Regions from separate parts of the Homo sapiens genome. Here region 2 is linked to region 1. A link is a contact called in ENCODE Hi-C data. All regions are on one chromosome and are shown on one strand. Each heading gives the region's core, a stretch centred on a gene start or an enhancer-like site at or near the end of the contact. The rest is flanking DNA. Distances are from core to core; before and after follow the strand shown. Region 1 overlaps LOC124905248 (a long non-coding RNA gene). Region 2 overlaps LINC02154 (long intergenic non-protein coding RNA 2154).

What was found. A loop is a pair of places that touch in the nucleus more often than their neighbours do. Pooled maps may share reads with other maps.
Region 2: a loop to region 1 is called in a pooled map, with 2.5 times the contacts of the local background. The contact joins two enhancer-like sites. A Hi-C loop is called at or near these places in 4 of 168 maps with a recorded cell type or tissue (Caco-2, Calu3, PC-9 and 1 more), 1 of 37 single-sample maps with no recorded cell type and 5 of 50 pooled maps.

The regions. Positions count from the first base shown.
Region 1 is chrX:13,394,834-13,400,594 of GRCh38, forward strand. The region is part of intron 1 of LOC124905248 (a long non-coding RNA gene); the gene reads right to left. Among named protein-coding and RNA genes, the nearest start is that of LINC01203, 62 kb to the left of the region's middle. Within about 2 kb of position 3,663, at least 7 of the 41 ENCODE cell types and tissues checked have a DNase peak (open chromatin) inside an H3K27ac peak, as active enhancers do; they include PC-9, where a contact is called at or near this core.
Region 2 is chrX:13,268,775-13,273,895 of GRCh38, forward strand. All of the region lies in intron 1 of LINC02154 (long intergenic non-protein coding RNA 2154), which reads right to left. Among named protein-coding and RNA genes, the nearest start is that of LINC02154, 32 kb to the right of the region's middle. Within about 2 kb of position 1,742, at least 2 of the 41 ENCODE cell types and tissues checked have a DNase peak (open chromatin) inside an H3K27ac peak, as active enhancers do; they include PC-9, where a contact is called at or near this core.

The DNA of each region.
Region 1 (5,761 bases), core at 2,413-4,912:
CATGCCAGTCAGGACCACGTGGAGTGTAAGAGTTCAATAAAAGAAGTGGTTGAGGGTATGGGCTTTGGATTGGTTGGTTTGTATCTAGAAAGACACACTTGCAGGTGAGCCCTTCACTATCTCTAGGAATTGACTAGCCCTGTGAGGGGCTGTCCCTCCAGGGTCGGCAAGGCTCAAAAACGTGAAAGCATCAGAAACACAAGACTAATACACAAACCCAGAGTAGATAGCTACCGTTGCTCTTCCAAAATGACTTACACATGTCTGGTGGCCTGAGGCCTCAGTTCTTCTCCACATGAACTTCTCCACAGGTCTTAAAATTTTCCCTTTCTGAACAAGAAAGACATAAATGGAAATGGCCAAGCAAGATGGAAGACCCTGAGTGAAGTGCATACTGAGGTTTCAGCAACTCTTGTCACACCCTGCAGGTTTTGATAGACTAGAAAAATGACAAGACTCCAAGTCCTTGAAGAGGAGGAAAAGTGTGAAGAAAACAAAAAAGGGAGATTTATGTCTGCTTCACCATTTTGCCCAAGACTTGACCTGTCATACACTGAAGGTACTTGAATGTTTATAATCATAAATTGCTTATTTTAAAATTAAAACTCTAATCTTTCTATATCATTAGACAGGCTTTTTCCCCAATCAGTCTGGATTGTCAAGACTTCTCTATATAAGCATCATGCTTTGTGATGAAGGATGCACTCATTCAATCAGTATTTATTGAGCACTCACCATGTGCCAGGCACTGTAATCAGGGTTGGGGAAAAAATGGTGAAAAAACAAATATGGTGTCCTCCTCTATAAAGCTTACTTGACACTCTAACAGGGAAGCCAGAAAATCAAGTAACATGAAATAGATGTGAGACTACAACAGTGATAAATGCTGCAAGTTACAGTAAGGAAACGAGTCAGGGAAGAGGTAGTTTTTCAGAAGGAAGTTAGAAGGAGGGTAAATATCAGACTGTTACTGGTGGAGGGTGTCCAGGTTCTTGGCGTTTTGAACAAAGAATTGGACAAAACACACAAAGCAAGGAAAGAATGAAGCAACAAAAGCAGAGATTTCTTGAAAAGCAGAGCACACTCCACAGGGTGGGAGCAGCTTGAGCAAGCAGCTCAAGAGCCCAGTTACAGAATTTTCTGGGGTTTAAATACCCTCTAGAGGTTTCCATTGGTTGTTTAGTATACGCCCTATGTAAATGAAGAAACTAAAGTGAAGTTACAAAGTTATTTACTCGGTGTACATCATATGTAAATGAAGAGGATAAAGTAAAGTTACGAAGTCATTGTATTAGTTCATTTTCACACTGCTGATAAAGGCATACCCAAAACTGGGAAGAAAAAGAGGTTTAAATGGACTTACAGTTCCACATGGCTGGGAAGGCCTCAGAATCATGACGGGAGGCAAAAGGCACTTCTTACATAGCGGCGGCAAGAGAAAAATGGGGAAGAAGCAAAAGCAGAAACCCCTGATAAACCCATGAATCTCCTGAAACTTATTCACTATCCCAAGAATAGCATGGAAAAGACGAGCCCCCATGATTCAATTACCTTTCCCTGGGTCCCTCTCACAACACATGGGAATTCTGGAAGATACAACTCAAGTTGAGATTTGGGTGGGGACCCAGCCAAACCATATCAGTCATTTACTCATTGTATGCCCTATGTAAATGAAGAGGCTATTTCCTGTCACAGCTGAAGTGTTTCCATTTGATTTAGTTCTAGGAAGTCCTTAGGTTCTCTGCCTTCAGGCCCTATTCTCCTGCCTCAGTGGTAGTCCCCAAAATAATATAGCTAATTACTATGCTGAAGCTACCCAGGATAACAACATGTTTTGAGGTGGGAAGGAAGACTGTGAGTAAGGTGCAAAAGTCTTCCATCAATGTTGGGGAGTTACCAGGAGGTCAGTAGGAGAGACAGAAGGTGGGACAGGGATGAAATGGCATGAGCTGGAAAGAGGTTTTTTGTTTTTAATAAGAGTTCTAATAATACCATAGAGAATGTTCAGGAAGAGGCAATGAAGAATAAGGGAAAATACTAATCGTGAAAAAATGAATGCAAACTTTATAATTTTCTAAAATGCCCATGGGCCTCCCCATGCCCCCACTGGAAAGTTAAGGCAATGTAAAACTGATCTATGAAAGGATTTGGAGTTGTTCCACAGAGCATTCAGAAGCTTTTTATTAATCATTTATTCCCCATCTCTGCCCTTCCTTCCTATGACCTCATGCTTTGTCTATTCTCCCAATAAGCATGTTTCTGAAATATATGTTTTCCATTCCAGGCTGACATTCATAATTCTAGTGCCTTCTAGTGCACAATTTGTTTCCCATTTCAGTCCACTTCTTTCAGCAAATAGATTTGCTTTCAGAAGAGCAGCCTTAAGGAACAGCTAGCATAATATATGGTCCATCAACTAGAGAGTGTATTTCTCAACAGCCCACTCATATTTCATAAATCACAGAGCAATTATTACAACTGATTTACTCAGAAAATTTCATTTTATTTTCAATTTAATTATTTTGATTGATAAAAGTAAGATGGTTAATGGCTCCTTTTCTTGGAACTCTTAAAACACAAGTATATAATATCTAGCTTTCTAAACTAGTGAAATTCATGGTACATTGCATTTGTGTTGTGAAAATCATCATTTTTGAAGCTAAATTAGCCTCTCTACCCACTGAGAGAAGGTGCTCAACTTGAAGAGCCTGTGGCAGAAATCTCAGCTAAAATAAATTTAGCCCCTCACTCTCTTTCCCAGTGAATCTGATATCTCTATCCAATACAACGTCTGCAATTTAAAACATGTACACAAAGATAATTGGAATTTTCAAAGAAGCAAGTAACTTATCAATGACTGGAGATGCCTGTTTAAATGTTCTCTCACCTTTATATCTTGCAGGAAGCTCTTGTTTGACCTTCTGAAAAAAATCTTGAAGTATCTATGAGAACAGCTATTATATGAAGCAGAGATTATAATAGATATGGAGTTTAAGTTGCAGAAAAAGAAGACTGAATTATTAAATGGGACATCAGAAAATAAAAGTCTTTCCTTTTATCTAGTTTGGAGGACCTAAAAAAATCAATAGGCAGAAATTTACATAATCCTTATTAGATTCCACGAGCTACAAATGTACTATTAGTACAGATTGATATGAAAGAAAGATTAGTTATGCTTATGGATAGGTAAGAAGAGACACTCTTGCAAAATGGTAGATTGAAACACCCACTGAATCTTCCTGGAAGTGTGTTGAAATCAGTTAAAGGGTTAATGACACAAATATGAGGATGATTTTGTAAGGGTATGATGAAGGGGGCAAACAGCCTAATCAAAAGAAAAAAGAAATAGCACATCATGCAAGGTTATCGACACTGTTCTCAGTAACCTCTTGCATCCCTGCTGGAAAGAAACTAGTAGGGTTAAGTCAAGAATTTCCTATTGTGAAAGGAAGAAGTGACCATTGATTTGTGCCTTGTCACTCAGGTTAACTGCCAAAGAACTTTGCTCATCCAGGGGTGCATAAATGAATGCCATGTGCTACCAAAAAAAAAAGTAATAAAGGATTAAATAAGGCCATGGAAAAATGAAGCAAACTGTCACCTGGCAGTGTCTCAAGCCTGCAAACTTGATATCCCCAACTGCATTCCAAAAGTAGGGTTCAGAGACCACAAGTGCTACAGGCATGGATGAGTTAATATTTATATCTAGGAAGAAAGGATTAGCATATGCCTTCCAAAGAATGTTTCAGCAAATGCATGCAGCTGCCTGGGCATTCGCAGTTGATTGAAATGACTCAGGGGTCAGGTTTTGGTGGCCAGGCCTGCTCCACCTTTACTGGAATGCATGAGTCATGTGTTAGTCGGCTGGGTGAGAAGACTACACTGGCTTTGCGCATTCTTATATTTCTCACAATCCAGACAAAGCAACCACATGACCAGATTCCAACAAGACTAACAGTCAGATAAGGAGGGAAAGTCATTGAAATAAACGAGAGAAGAGAAAACCTAAATGTGTTTTAAACTTCTAAAGCGAGAACTGAACAATAAACAGTTTTCTACAACAGGGCTTCTATAAGACCAGTAACTTCTATGCTCCCCAAAAAGTATTTATGAAACTATTTGAGTGGTTTTACATCTTGATTATTCTTCCACTTAAATATTGTCTTTAAATGACCTGCCTGGGTGCATGTCCAGAATGGAAATAGCAAAAGTTAGATGTCTTACAGTCCAAGCTCTACAAGTCCTAGCTATGTGACCATGTTGGTTATGATTAGACCAACTGCATTTGGTCTAATCCTAACCTCTGGGTGTTTTAATAAACTCTGATAGCCTCCAGGGATTATTAAAAAGTCCAGAGGTGAGGCCAGGCATGGTGGCTCACACCTGTAATCCCAGGACTTTGGAAGGCTGAGGCAGGCGGATCACTTGAGGTCAAGAGTTCGAGACCAGCCTGGCCAACATGGTGAAACCCCGCCTCTACTAAAAATACAAAAAAAAATTATCCTGGCATGGTGGCACACACCTGTAATCCCAGCTACTCGGGAGGCTGAGGCAGGAGAATTGCTTGAACCTTGGAGGCAGAGGTTGCAGTGAGCCAAGATCATGCCACTGCACTGTAGCCTCCTGGGTGACAGAGTGAGACTCAGTCTCCAAAAAAAAAAAAAAAAAGGGCCAGAGGTGGTCAGTCCAGGCCGATGTAGTACCTTAACAAAGTCACTGGGCAGTCAGAGTCCTTCTATCTGCTTCACCATTCTCATACATACATGGTTTGCATCCTCAGTGTCACAATATGGCTACTCTGGCTGCAGCCATCACATCTACATTCCAGGGAACAGGAAGGTAAAAGGGGTAAGGCAAGAAGAGGCACGTCCTATTCCTTTCTAAGGAGTCTTTCCGGAAGTGACACCCAATAGCTTTCATATTGGACAGAATTCAGTTATAATGCCATGCTTAGCTGGGAAATATACTCTTTTAGTTAGGCTGCCACCCTGAAAAATATCAGGACTCATTGACTAAAGATGTAAGGAAAAGTGAATATTAGGTAGGCAACAAGCAGTCTCAGCCAGAGTGACATTAAAGTCACCACCATCTTTGAGTCCATTGTCTGTTCATTTATAAAATGGATGTAAAATTTATAAAATGGATAGGCAATGCCTACTTGACATGATTGGTGAGGTGAAAAACACTATACAAATATTAGCTGATAACAGCCCCCAAAACCTAGCTTAGAATAATAGGTATCCAAGTGTACATTCAGTATTACCCCACTTTCTGGAAAAATCAAGTCCCTAGTCAGATAAGAGTTCAGAGACTCAGTTTTGCTTCACTACCTCATCCTAGTCCTACTACCTGGACATCTTCTCTTTTCCTTTCTTACAAATAACTTGAAGAAATAGCTCTCTTTCTTCATTCTGTCTTCCTAGTTCTCTAGTGTCTCCATGACTGGGCCCAGACTTGCTCTTCCCACTCTATATTGCCATCAACCTTTAAAACTTGAGGATCTCTCGTTTTTTATACAAATCCTTTCAGTGTTTTTTAAAAACTCACAAGTCTTCATAGGATCATTACTTTCTCATCTCACCTGTATCTTTTGCATTTCCTGGGAAACTGGACACAAGAACTTAATAGACATGTGCAATGTAATGTGTATTACTATGTAGGGGCAATTGCATTGGTCCCTACTTAGAAATGTGGTAATGACAACTAGTGTGCTTTATTCACCACCATTATTTCCACCTGGTGTTTATTTATTTATTTAGTT
Region 2 (5,121 bases), core at 492-2,991, 130 kb before region 1:
TTCTTAGGCCCTGCTCAGACTGGTTGAATGAGAATATAAGAGGATAAGGCCCAGGTATTGATATTAAAACAAAACAACAACAACCACACACACACACACACACACACACACGCCAGGCAATTCAAACATACTGCCATGGTGGGAAGGCTGGCTGAAAACTCAGATCTAAAGCACAGACCATCATAGGCAACAGAATTGGCAGGTAAAATGGGAAAATATTGCCCCATAGAGATAGTAGGGACATTTCCCTGTGTTGGCCTTGAGGGGAGGTGGAAGGCAGGAATAGCCCAGGAGAATAAGTTTGGTATGTAACAATTTAGCAATGATTCACTTTTTAAATTGCCATCCTGTATGATAAAGTCCTCCTGGGGAACTATAATGCAAGAATGCTGGGATCCAGGTGGGGTTCTTAGTTCTGGCTCTTTCCCCACCAGCTGTGGGTGAGCTCTGTGGGTGAGCTCTTCCTTTACTCTTCCCAGCCTCAGTTTATTCACCTGTAAAATGAGGGGGCTTGGTTATGATTTCTACTGTTTCTGTTCAACTTAGAAAAATGAGTCATAATTATGAACTTAGAAAAATATTAAACTGTTTAACATTGTATATTTTTCATAAATTTATAAAGCACTGTATGGCAAAATGAAAAAGAATTTATAAAGTTTTTTTGGCAATTTGTAATTCAGACATAAATTTGATCATATCAGGAAAATGGGCCTAGTGTTTTGGCTGTTTTCTATAGCTAAATATATCTTATACTGGAGATCAGCAAATTTTTCTGTAAAGAGGCAGATAGCAATTATTTTAGGCTTTGAAGGTAAGCCACAGAAAAGAAAATTGCAAAATCTTTAAAAAAATATCATTTAAAAATGTGAAAAATAGGGCCAGGCACAGTGGCTCATGCCTGTAATCCCAACACTTTGGAAGGCTGAGACAGGACGATTGCTTGAAGCCAGGAGTTTGAGACCAGCCTGGGCAACACAGCAAGACCCTGTCTGTACAAAAGTAAAAAATAAAAACAATTTGCCAGTGCGTTGGCACACACCTGTAGTCCCAGCAATTCTGGAGGCTGAGGCGGGAGGAAAGCCTGAGCCCAGGGGTTTGAGGCTGCAGTGAGCTATGATTATGCCATTGCACTCCAGCCTGGGTGACAGAGCAAGACCCTGGCCCCTGTCTGTGAAAACCAGGTAAGGGCAGGGTTTGATGATCCCTGTGTTAAACAATTAAAACATATATTTGGATAAAAAGAAAATTACGTGCTTTTATATAACAACTGTTAAAAGATATTGCTATACAGAGAGACTGAACCCAGGCAATAAGGAGACCTGCTGAAGAAGTTTTTACTCAAAGCCTGCATGGAAGCCACCATCATGTGCCCCTATAACAAACTCATCCTAGTTTGCCAGCGACTTGCCCAGTTTAAGCACTGAAAGTCTCAAGTCCCAGGAAATGAGGATGACTGGTTATTTTACATCTGTGACTCTTGGAAAGGTTTCTTTTTGGAAAATCTAGGATCAAATTGAAAGGGAAGAAGCTTGAGATGGAAATGCTTTCAGGAGCTTTACCATATAAACAACAGGCAAAGATCCCAGCTGGAAAACTGCAAAGGGAAAATTGTAAGAGAATATTTTGCAGTATTTTTTTGGCTTGAGCTCAATGGATTCTAAATCTACCTTCCCATTAACAGCATCAGTTCAACAGGCTGTACATGAGGAAAGTGCTTATTCACAAGGTGTGTCAGGTCTTTTTTGTAGAACCAGTTTATACATCCTCTGGATATGATAAATGCTAGGCATTATGATGAAACACAATCCAACCTTACTACTCAGAAGTTACAGGATTTAGAATTATTTCCTGGGTTTGTCCGAAGAGGACATGTGACATGAAACTAGCTGTGAGCCTAACTATGAATAAAAAGATTACTGGTAGAGACTACTTCTGAAACAGTCCAGAATAAAGTGGGAGCAATTTTCTCAACATATTATTATGTGCATCTGTGATATTATTATCATAATTTGAATCTTTAAGACTAGAAGCTCAAAGCTCAAAAGGCGATTTTCTCTGAGGAACTTGTCTTGAAATTAAGTACACGACCTCCAGAGAAGTTTTGTTATAACCACATGGTTTTCCAGTTGTACTTCATCCAAACAGGAACCCTTCTTAAAACATAAATATTAAAAAGCAGATCCAATAGTTCAAAAGAGGATGCCATTGGCTAAAACAAAACCAAGAATATAATTTAGAACCTTTTACAATATTCTTTCATTTTTTTCATTTTATCCAAATTTTAATCCCGTGTTTGAAGCTTCGAATGTTTCCTTTATGATTCATCCTATTTGGGGTCATAAAAGCACCTTTAGGCCGGGTATGGTGGTTCTCTTCTGTAATCCCAGCACTTTCAGAGGCCGAGGCGAGTGGATCACTTGAGGTCAGGAGTTCAAGACCAGCCTGGCCAACATGGCGAAACCCCGTTTCTACTAAAAATACAAAAATTAGCGAGCATGGTGGTGGGTATCTGTAATTCCAGCTACTTGGGAGGCTGAGGCACGAGAATCACTTGAACCACTAAGGCAGAGGTTGCAGTAAGCTGAGATCATGCCACTGCACTCTAGCCTGGGCAACAGAGCAAGACTCTGTCTTTTTCTTAGTAGAGACAGGGTTTTACTATATACTATATATAGTGAGCTGAGATCATGCCACTGCACTCCAGCCTGGGTGACAGAGTGAGACTCTGTCTCAAAACAATAATAATACAATAATAATAATAAATAAAATGTTATGAAAAATGAATAAGAGTTTCCTGATTTCACTAAGTGAAACAGGAAGTTGATGTCCATATGTCTTTTGGATTTGAGTGAATGGGGGTAGATAAGTAGGAACTAATGCAACCTTTAACACAGATATTACATGCATATTTATTAATATATTTATATGGCAATACACACTGACACATTCCAGGAAAAAGGAGGTGAAGCAATAGTTTCTATTTCCTTAAAATTCCTCCATGACCATGCTTAGTTTTTTCCGTTCCTTACAAACACTTAAACCATTCTGAACTTCCGTGGTGTGAGGTCCTAATCCTACTTCCCATTCCCTTTATAGCAAAAGAAAATGTTTGTTTCCGTCTAGGAAAAGGCACTTCTCACTTTTTTTTTGTAGAACTAAAACATCAAACTGCTACCTAAATTATTATTATTATTACCTGCATTATTTTTCGACCCTTAAAGGTACCAGCACCAGCTGATTGAGTGAGAGCTACTTCCTCAGAGGCCTGGGCCCCAGCCCTTCGAGGGTTCGCCTCATAGATTTTAGGTTCTGTTAACCCCAAGTTCTTCCATTTTTTTTTTCCCCGCAGGCCTGGGAGTGGCTGTTGTCTTCAGTAGTAGCAGCTACCTCTGTTACCTCCGTGTTCCCACCTTCTCTTTTCAGTCCTCTAATGCCTATTTAACTGAGTCTCTATATTCAATATTAAGATTAAAATAACAGGTGTGTTTCTCCTTTTCTCAATTGCATTTTGATTGAGACTCAGCTCTACTGTAGGCCTCTAAGGCTCTGATTTCTCAAACATGCCACATGGTGATGGAAGGGAGCCTGGTAACATTCCTTTCCATTTGTCCAGGCTTTACTGTCTCCTTGTTGAGATCTATGTACTTATATAAAGTGGCCCCCAAAGAGGAATCCTCCTTCTAGGACCCCGCCTCCCCACTCCTTACACACATTTCTATTGCAACTCTGTGACACCTTCATGGATTGACCACACACCAAGGGTTCTGCCCAAGGGTTCTCTTTGATATTTGCTCAGAAAATCCTATCTCCCTATCCCAAATAGCCTGGGCTCCAGGGCATTCTTATCACTCATTCCATCCTTCACAAGATAACTGACATTTTACTCAAGGTGGCTGTTTAGGAGAGAGTTAGCTCCTGCCCAGAAGGACATGCCTTAGCTGATCCAAGGACTCTAGACAAGCCCTAAGACTCCTCATTTTGGCCCCGCAAGGCACTTTTTCTTAGATACGCTTACATTCTTAAAGCTAAAATGGACCTTTGAAATTATTTATCATCTATTCTAACCTTTCCTTCTAGGGAGGATCTATAAATTACATATTTTAAAAAATTACAATCATAGATGAATAAAACAAAAAGAAATGGTTACATAGATAATTCAGAGAAGACGAATTTTTCCTATGTCTGATGCTGTAAGGCAGCCAAGAAATCCAAAAGAAGTATTTTACATATGTGTGTATTTTTTTAAATAAAAATATATTTTTTAAAATTTTTATCTTTAACCTGGCTCTACACATTGAGAGTTACCATCTCAATAAATGTCAGGTTCGGGAACTTGTAAATTCTATAGAGAACTAAAGTAATTTTCCTGTAATTATTCAGCAGCTGTCATTCCTGGAAACTGTAATTGCAGTGAAATAGAATGTTCCCAAATCATGATGAGGGGAGGCAATGTTCTGTGATCTGGGGCATGCAATGCCAATGAGGAATACAGCATATAATCTGTGTATCTAGAATATAAAATGGAAATACTGCTAGGGCATATGAGGCCACCATTTGTTCGATTATTCAAAATCTCTTATAATGTTTTGGTCTCTCAAGCATCCATGGCCACATTCTGATAAGATTCTATTTAATCCTCTGCATGTTCAAGCCTGATATCTGCTTATGGTATTCTCATCTCTATAAAAACAACCACAAAGGATGGTTAACAGATAGAAAAGTACCGCCAGATAGGAGGAATAAGTTCTAGTCTTCTGTAGCACTATTGGGGGTGGTTATGATGAACAACAATTTATTGTATATTTTCAGCTAGATAGAAAAGCGGATTTTGAATGTTCTCACACAAATAAATGATGAGTATTTGAGATGATAGATATGCTAATTACCCTGGTTTGATCATTATACATTGTATACATGTATCAAAATATCACATTGTACTATATGTACAATTATACGTCAATTTAAAATAATAATAAAAGTAAAAACCCCCCTTATGTACATTGAAAAAGCACTTTTAACGATGAATTCTGAGTTTCTTTTCCCGACAAATGTAAAACAACAGAGTTGAAAAACAGGGTTGATTCTCTATAGTTATGTTTAAATATCCTCATTCCATTTAGC